Linked DNA regions of Homo sapiens: all the other regions are linked to region 3. The links are chromatin contacts, found by Hi-C or POLR2A ChIA-PET in ENCODE. All regions are on one chromosome and are shown on one strand. Each heading gives the region's core, a stretch centred on a gene start or an enhancer-like site at or near the end of the contact. The rest is flanking DNA. Distances are from core to core; before and after follow the strand shown.

What was found. Hi-C counts contacts between places; a loop is a spot of excess contacts on that map. ChIA-PET counts read pairs that join two places held with the same protein, here RNA polymerase II (POLR2A). Pooled maps may share reads with other maps.
Region 1: a loop to region 3 is called in a pooled map, with 5 times the contacts of the local background. The contact joins the promoter of UCP3 here to the promoter of PGM2L1 in region 3. A Hi-C loop is called at or near these places in 2 of 50 pooled maps. POLR2A ChIA-PET finds 5 or more read pairs at or near these places in 3 of 52 experiments (AG04449, T-cell and activated T-cell).
Region 2: a loop to region 3 is called in a pooled map, with 5 times the contacts of the local background. The contact joins the promoter of DNAJB13 here to the promoter of PGM2L1 in region 3. A Hi-C loop is called at or near these places in 1 of 168 maps with a recorded cell type or tissue (endothelial cell of umbilical vein), 3 of 37 single-sample maps with no recorded cell type and 10 of 50 pooled maps. POLR2A ChIA-PET finds 5 or more read pairs at or near these places in 2 of 52 experiments (WTC11 and naive thymus-derived CD4-positive, alpha-beta T cell).

Annotation. Positions count from the first base shown.
Region 1 is chr11:74,007,807-74,010,506 of GRCh38, reverse strand. It overlaps UCP3 (uncoupling protein 3), which reads left to right and starts at 1,422. Exons shown (of 7, transcript NM_003356.4): 1 at 1,422-1,529. RefSeq lists an enhancer at 1,174-1,813 and a silencer at 1,947-2,127.
Region 2 is chr11:73,949,608-73,952,527 of GRCh38, reverse strand. It overlaps DNAJB13 (DnaJ heat shock protein family (Hsp40) member B13), which reads right to left and starts at 1,502. Exons shown (of 8, transcript NM_153614.4): 1 at 1,391-1,502. The coding sequence starts at 1,458.
Region 3 is chr11:74,396,998-74,399,894 of GRCh38, reverse strand. PGM2L1 (phosphoglucomutase 2 like 1) reads left to right here and starts at 1,462. Exons shown (of 14, transcript NM_173582.6): 1 at 1,462-1,844. The coding sequence starts at 1,734. MIR548AL (microRNA 548al) reads right to left here and starts at 658; the gene lies at 562-658. RefSeq lists enhancers at 478-1,098, 998-1,367, 1,099-1,720, 2,812-2,897.

The sequences.
Region 1 (2,700 bases), core at 173-2,672, 390 kb after region 3:
TCCATGCTTCTGACCACCTGCCCTGTGACGCTGGCTCTGTGCCCCAGTCCAGAAAAGACTTCTGCCTACTCCTCCTCTGCCCTACCCAGTTAACTCCCTTTCCTTCCCTCCCTTCTGCTTCTCACTCCTCCCCTCCCTTCTCTTCTTCTTCTCCCCTTCCCCCATCACCTGGGGCCCGATTCAGCTGTGCCCAGCCCTTACTCTGAGTGCCCACAGATGGAGCCTCCAGTAGCTTCTGTGGGGCACCCTTCCACCAGGTCCCAGCTCCCTTGGCTCCAGCAGTGTCCATGCTAAAGCCTCCAAGTGTCATGTTGGAGAGAATGGTGGTCACAGTAGATAAGCCCAAAATGCCTTACAGTTTACAGGCTGGAGTCAGGCCCCGCCACGTGCTGGCTACATGACTTCCCTGAGATTCCATTTCCTCCTCAGTAAAATAAGTGGTAAGATTTTAGGATCCCCAGCACTAAAAAGAAACGAAATACTGATACAGGCTCCAACATGGATGAATTTTGAAAGCATTACTATACTAAGTGAAAGAAGCCAGTCACAAACAAGCACATATTGGATGATTCCATTTCTAGGAAGTGTTCAGAACAGGCAAATTTATAGAGACAGAAAGTAGATTGATTAGTGGTTGCCTGAGGCTGGGGAGCGGGGGAAGGGAGGTGACTACCAATGTGTATGGAGTTTTTCCAGGGTGAGAGGGTGATGAAAATGTTCTAAAATAGATTGTGTTGATGGTTGTGCCACTCAGAATATACTAAAAACCATTTGAATTGTGCACTTGAAACAGATGAATTGTACGGTATGTGAATTCTATATCAATAAATCTGTAATTTAAAAAAAAAAAATTAGGTCGGGTGCAGTGGCTCACACCTATAATCCCAGCACTTTGCCAGACTGAGGCAGGAGGATCACTTAAGCCCAGGAGTTCAAGACCAGCCTGGGGAACACAGCAAGACCTCGTCTCTACTAAAAAATTTTAAATTACAAAAAAAAAAAGTAAAAAAAATAGAATCCTAATAGTACCTATCTCATAGGATTGTGGAAAATAGTAGTAATGTATGTAAAATATTTAGCACATAGTAGGCACAAAGAAATGACATTATTATTAAGAGACCTGGGAGAGCTGTGCCCAGCCTATCGTGGGAGGCCTTGACCTTTGGACTCAAAAGTGGCAGCAGGTCCACCCCCCCATACACCCTTGTCACCAAGGAAGCGTCCACAGCTTAAAGGAGCTATATTAAAGCACCCCAAGTCAAGAGGACTGAACCAGATCTGGAACTCACTCACCTCCCCTCTCACCTCACTGCCCTCACCAGCCAGCCTCTTGTCAAGTGATCAGGCTGTCAACCAACTTCTCTAGGATAAGGTTTCAGGTCAGCCCGTGTGTATAAGACCAGTGCCAAGCCAGAAGCAGCAGAGACAACAGTGAATGACAAGGAGGGGCCATCCAATCCCTGCTGCCACCTCCTGGGATGGAGCCCTAGGGAGCCCCTGTGCTGCCCCTGCCGTGGCAGGACTCACAGGTAAGACCCCTTTCTCCTCCCTCATCCCTTCCCCTCTCCCTCTCCCTTCTCCTTGTTCTCCCTTTCATTGGAGGCTTTCAGAGAGCAGCCCCGAGCAGTCAGGGCTCACTAGCTGCAGCTTGTCAGACCTGATAGAGATTCAGTCCAGCCGCCACCTTATGAAAAGGGAGCTGTGGCCTTGATGAGGGTACTGTGGCAGGGCTGGGGCTTGAACCCAACACCCGTGTCACTCACTCAAGACTCACACCCCCTTTGCCTTGCTGGCTGCCTCTGGTGGGATTTTGCAAATCCCCATAGACAGGAAGTGGCTTTCTTCTTTGCCTGCCCCAGAATCTCTGCGATTCCTCCAGAGCATAAATCCCTCTCTTTCCATGAGGACCCTGGGGCCCTCTTCCTGAGTAGGGATGACAGGGGCACTTCTGACCTGAGGCGTGGTCCAGGTCATTTGCTGGGAGCTTTACAGAGCCCATGGTCTCTGCCCAGACGGCTTCTTCAGTGGGCTGCTGTGAAGGCTTTGCCGGGAGGGTGGGTTGGAGTTGGGGAGGCAACTGGTGTTGGGTAGGATGTCTCAAAATGGGGTCCTCTTCCCCTGCTTCAGAGCTACCACAGGGAGTTTTCCTAATGCAGATTCCTAGGCCCCACCCCAGACCTAAATCAGGATCTCTGGGGCTGAGAGCTGAGAATCTGCTCTGTAAACAAGCAGCTCAAGGGATCCTTGGCTCTCCCTGAAGTCTGAGACTCTCTGGGCAGTGAAACAGGCGCAGCTTCAGATGTCAGACAAACGTGGGCACCAATCTCAGCTCCAGCACTTCAGCTGTATGACTAGCAAAAGCCCTGGAAGCCTCAGGTCCCTGGTTTACGAAATGAGAATAATAATAGCAACTACTTGTAGCCTTATGAAGGGATCAAATCAGTCAGTGTCTGTAAAGCCCTCAGCACGGTATCTGGTGCAAGAAGCAACCAGCAAACATTAATGGACCATGCTGACTAGAACATCCCATCCCTCAGGAGCCCCAGCAGAGCTACAGTAATGAGGGTTCCACTTTTGACTTCTTCCTCCACTGGCCAGTGGCAAAAGGCTGCCGGCTGCTAGGGGTCTAGGAGAGTCTGGAGTGAATTGGGAAGAAGATTGGGGAGTGCTGGCCTCAAGGCACCTCCTACCTGTGCCCAC
Region 2 (2,920 bases), core at 253-2,752, 450 kb after region 3:
ACAGGACCTGGCCCAGGAATAGGCCCATGACTGGCAACTCTGGGAGGCCTGATATCTGAACACTGGCTCCACCATTTACTAGTGCACTTGTGGGATAATAATGGCACTTAATTCTCAGGGCTGTTGTGAGGGTTAAACAGTGATGGAAAGTTCTCAGAACAGCACCTACACACTCAAAACATACACCTATTGTCACTGCCTAACTTAATTGATTGAGTTATCCTGGACTCCTCTTTTCTTCACCCTCCAGTGATCCACTTAATTACCAAGTCCATTCCCTCCCCTTTCTCTGGCCTCATCTTTTGCCTTGATTACCACGAACAGCCTCCTAAAGGGTCTCTCTCCTTCCAAGATAACTTCCACAGCCCCCCATACTTCCTCTTCTGTAACACTCATCACAGTTGTGGTGACTTATTCAACATCTATTCAGCAACAAAATCTAGCTGCATGAGGTAAGGGAGTGTCGATGTCGGATTCCGACATTTATCTCCAGCTGCTACCACTGCAGCAGGAGTGAAGTACCCTCTCAACCCTTGTGGTAGACGCTCAATAAATATTTGTTAAAAAAAAAAACATGTTTTTGGCCAGGTGCGGTGACTCACACCTATAATCCCAGCACTTGGGAAGGCTGAGGCGGGTGGATCACCAGAGGTCGGGAATTTGAGACCAGCCTGACCAAAAAGGAGAAACCCCATCTCTACTAAAAATACAAAATTAGCTGGGCATGGTGGTGCATGCCTGTAATCCCAGCTACTTGGGAAGCTGAGGCAGAAGAATCGCTTGAACCCAGGAGGTGGAGGTTGCGGTGAGCCGAGATCACGCCATTGCACTCCAGCCTGGGCAACAAGACCAAGACTCCGTCTCAAAACAAAAAACAAAAACATGTTTTCAGAAAAATGTACTGACTCCTGTTGTAGGCTTTCTTAGGAACGAGCCAGAACGTCCTTAAGATCCGATGGAAGTATTCAGGAATGTAGTTTAGTCAATGCTGAAAACCTCCATCATGGCCAGAATTGAATTTAAAACATCCATCTGGCCTGGCCACTCCCTTGTTCACAAGCCTCTGGTTCTCCATAATATTCAAGATAAAGTTCAAATGGCTCCTTTGTCCCCACTTCATTGCTGGGAAAAGCAAGGCACCCAGGAGAGGATATAGGGCATGGAGCATAAAGGGAGATGGGTTGGGAGCAGATTGAGGAACTAAAGAGTTCAAATTTCCAACCTGGGCCCTGACCCAGACCAAAGCCAGGATACAGGTATGCAAGAAGTGAAAGGAGGAACAAGGTTTACCTTGTCTGCGCTAAGCTGTGCAGGAAAGCTCGTTTTGGAAGAGAAGAGGGCAGGGCCTGCCCCAGCACACCCCTAAGGCCTGGCTCCCACCCCAACTTACGCCTGCTTGATCTGGGCATCCTCTGAATTGCGAGTGATCCCGAGCACAGAGTAATAATCCTGGCCCATGGCTGGCTAGCTGGCAGTCAGGCCCTGGATAGTCCTCAGACTCTAGCAAGGCTGTTAGTTGGCTTCCTTGGTTGCTCCTGACAACCGCACAGGTGCACTCTGGGAGTTGTAGTCCCACTTCCCTAAACAAATTTCAGCTCTGCCACAGAGAGGAGTCAGTGAAAGGACTGGGGGAGAGCTGGGGCTGATTCTGCGACCCTGTGAAAGGTCACTCAACTCGGAAATTGAAGACTCACAGGGCTCTGTTTTATTTTGTTTTTGTTTTTAAAGAGAGCAGTAATTAGTTTTAATAAAAAGGTTTTAGAAGAAATGCATTTGGCTAATTTTTTAAAAATACATTTATTTTAGAACAGTTTTAGAGTTTAGAAAAGTTGAGAAGACAGTACAGAGAGTTCCCATATACCTCACATCCACATTCTCCTATTTTATTATTATTATTATCATTATCATGTTTTTGAGACAGGGTCTTCACTCTGTCACCCAGGCTGGTGGGCAGTGGCAGGATCACACCTCACTGCAGTCTCAACCTCCCAGGCTCAAGGGATTCTTCCACCTCAGCCTTCCAAGTAGCTGAGACACAGGCGTGCACTACCATGCCTGGCTAATTTTTGTATGTTTTGTAGAGATGGGGTTTCACCATGTTGCCCAGACTGGTCTTGAACTCTTGGGCTCGGCTTGGCCTCCCAAAGTGCTGGGATTACAGGTGTGAGCCACTGCATTCACATTCCCCTATTATTAACATCTTACATTAGTATGGTACATTTGTCACAAATAATGACCAATATTGATACATTATTATTAACTAAAATCCACATTTTATTCAGATTTACTAGTTGTTTTAACCTAATATCTTATTTCTGTTCCGGACCCCATCCAGGATGCCACGTTACACTTAGCTGTTGCATCTCCTCTGGTGCCTCCTGACTGTGACAGTTTCTCAGACTTTCCATGTTTTTGATGACCTTGACAGTTTAAGTAATAATGGTCAGGTGTTTTGTAGAATGTCCTGCAATTGGAATTTGTTTGGTGTTTTTCTTTTTGTTTGTTTGTTTTTGTTTTTTGAGATGGAGTCTCACTCCATCGCCCAGGCTGGAGTGCAGTGGCACAATTTCAGCTCACTGCAACCTCTGCCTCCCGGGTTCCAGCGATTCTCCTGCCTCAGCCTCCCAAGTAGCTGAGATTACAGGCATGTGCCACCATGCCCGGCTAATTTTTGTTATTTTTACTAGAGACGGGGTTTCACCATGTTGGCCAGGCTGGTCTCAAACTCCTGACCTCAAGTGATCCACCCACCTCAGCCTCCCAAAGTGTTGGGATTACAGGCGTGAGCCACCGCGCCAGCCCTCCTTCCCCACTTGCTGTATTGCACTCTTTGGAAGGCAGTCACTGTGCGGCCCACCCTTACAGTGAGGGAGTTATGCTCCACCTCTCTGAGTACAGCAGAGCCCTGTTTTCCATGCAC
Region 3 (2,897 bases), core at 213-2,712:
TTTTTCAGAAACTGGTACCACAATCCTTTTGTACCTTGGTAGTTTGAATTTTATTATGGTAAATGGCACTTTAAAGGAAATAAAGTAATACTTTGAACTTAATATGTCTTTTATCTGTGAACCTCAAAGCAGCCTAATGCCATTTATTAAGTTACTGTACAGCCATGATGTAAATATTATCATACCTTCCTTACAAAAAAGCTGACTAGGGAAAGAGTTGTAATGTACTTGCCCAAAATCATAGCCATTCTAAGAAGGCCAAACCAAGAAACGGAGGAGTAGCTAGGTGGCTGACAGGTCAGCACTTCTCAGCATTTCCCAGACCTCAACTTAGGTGAGCTTTCCATAGGAGAGACGGCTAAGAAGTAACGGAAGACTATTTCAATTTGGGTGAACCAATTTCCTTTTCCTCCGTATTCCCATTACCATTGCTCTTGGTATCTTGTGATGCTTATACATTCTTATATTTAGGTTAAATGCCGACCATCTTCCCTCAACAACTTCCTTATCTATTTTCCAGTAATCTTGTTCTCCCTACCTCCTAGTTTACTATAGCAGCAGAGATATTAGATTGGTACAAAAGTCATTGCCGTTTTTGCCATTACTTTTAATGCCATTATTTTTAATGGCAAAAACAGCAATTACTTTTGCACCGACCTAATAAAATAACTGCCAGCTGAGGGGATCTGAAATGAGATTGGAACCCTAGTTTGACCGCTCACGAACTCGGCCTCTTAGGAGAGGTGTCTCAGGGAGTCAGTTTCTTCTTTGTGTGTGAAACGGAAAAGGACTACGCCCCTGTACCTTACTGAGGGATTGAGGCGATAGAACGCGATTCGTAAACTGCACAGCACTAAACGGATACCACTTTGTCCCCTTACTATGTCATTCCTTGTTTAATTTAATGCCAGGGCCACACAGCGCAGCATAACTAATAGGGATAGGGCGTGTCTGTAGGGAACTACCTCGAGGTAGATCTTTTTCTTTTGAGGAAAGGGGGAACGCGGAGCTGCTGGGAGTCGTAGTCTCGGCGGCGGTCTCCGCTGAGCTCAGACAAAGGAAAGAACTACAACTCCCGTGAGGCAGTGCGCGGACAGCTCGCACTGCCCCTCCTCCCCCAACCGGCGCGTGCCCCCAAGAGAAACTGGGGGCCTGCGCGCGCGCTGGGGACCTGCAGGGCAAGCGCAAAGGCAGCTTGCTAGTGGTAGCCGTGAGAGCAGATCGAGGAAAGGAGACCCTTGGCAAATTAAAAAATAAAAAGAACCGTGCACTATTGCCTCACCACCCGGACGGGCTGTAAACCCCCACTACTTCGGAGGCGTGGGGAGCGCGCTCCCGGGCTCCAGTCTAGAACTTCGGGGACTTAAATCAGCAAGGGCGGGAAGGGGCGGGGCCTAAGGCGCGGGGCGGGGCCGTAGGCGGGGCGGGCGGCGGCGGCGGCGGCGGAGCCAGGACCCAGACATCTGGGACTGTTGTTCTCTCGCGGCGCGACCGCCTCAGTCACTTCGCCCAGAGACCCGGACCTGGTCCGCTGGGGAGCAGGCGGCCATAAACCCCCTCTCTCCCGGTTCCCTGACGCCGCGGCAGGAGCTGTTACGAACACCCTGCGGTTGGTCTCCGATGCCCTTCAGTGAGGTGGGGACGCCTGGACCCTGGTGAGCGAACCCCAAGCCACCCCCCACCCCAACTCAGTGTCTTCGCCGGCCCCCGGCCCGTACGCCTGTCTGGTCGCCATGGCTGAAAACACAGAGGGGGATCTGAACTCCAACCTGCTCCACGCCCCCTACCACACCGGGGACCCTCAGCTGGACACGGCCATCGGGCAGTGGCTCCGCTGGGATAAGGTGGGTACCTGGTCAGCCCGGCAAACGCCGTCGCCTCCCCCACACAGTCTGCTCTTTCCTGTGCCCACCCAGCGCCCCGCGGGCTGCAGAGGAGATGGCTCGGGACACCGAGCGGGGGGCAGCGGAGCAGGGCGTTGCCACCCACCTATGCGTGGGGTTGCTCCTTCGGACTGCCAGAGCCGGGCGGCAACATCTGCATCGCTTCCTTCTGCAGTGCTCTCAATTGTAACCTCCCTTCCTCTTCTTTACCCTCTTTCCTTTCAAGTGCTGTCTTCCCTCTTTCTTCAAAAAAAAAAAAAAAAAAATCATCATCATTGTAAGTTATACCCTAAACAACGATTTCCTTTCCCTTTTTCTCCCTTGACTTCCTTCTCCACATACCTGAAAGTGGTTTCTGGCACCCTTACTGGGCGTTTCTAACCGCTATCCGCTTTAGTTCTGGTCTGGTGTGTTTCCTCCTTCTGTCGCTAGGTAGTTGCTGGCCTTTTATCACTCCCTGGTATTGTCTAGTATCACCTTTTGCTGTTGGGAAAGGCAAGGCGCTTACCTCTTCTTTCTCCTGCTGGCAGCTATTTTCTGGAATTAATCTGTTCAAGGAATCGTGTTTTCCAGGTTTCATGTGGTACTCTTAATACAGGATTGTTTTTGCCTTAACCATTACTTCTCTACCAACACCTCCCCACCCACCCTCCGCCCCCACCTCCAAGTTGTGGTGGTAATTAAACCTCGTGCGGGCATTTGGGATGAATTTGTGACAATCAGAATTAAAATGCAGCTATCTTACTTGTAAAAGAGGTCCCTGGTAGCTCCAACAGAGGAAGATAATCCAAGCTTTTGCTTTGTCAAGTGCGTAAAATACCTTTGTTGAAGTAGAGAAGGCAGCACATTTAAAATGGAATTAATGACACTGAATTAAGGAATTTGTATGGTAGTATGTGACATTATGTTGTACAAATGAATTTCCTTAAGGCTTCACTTTCTGAAAGTTTTGTTTTTACTTTATTCATTCATTCATTCAGCAAAAAAATATTGAATGCTGAGTGCGTGTTTTAG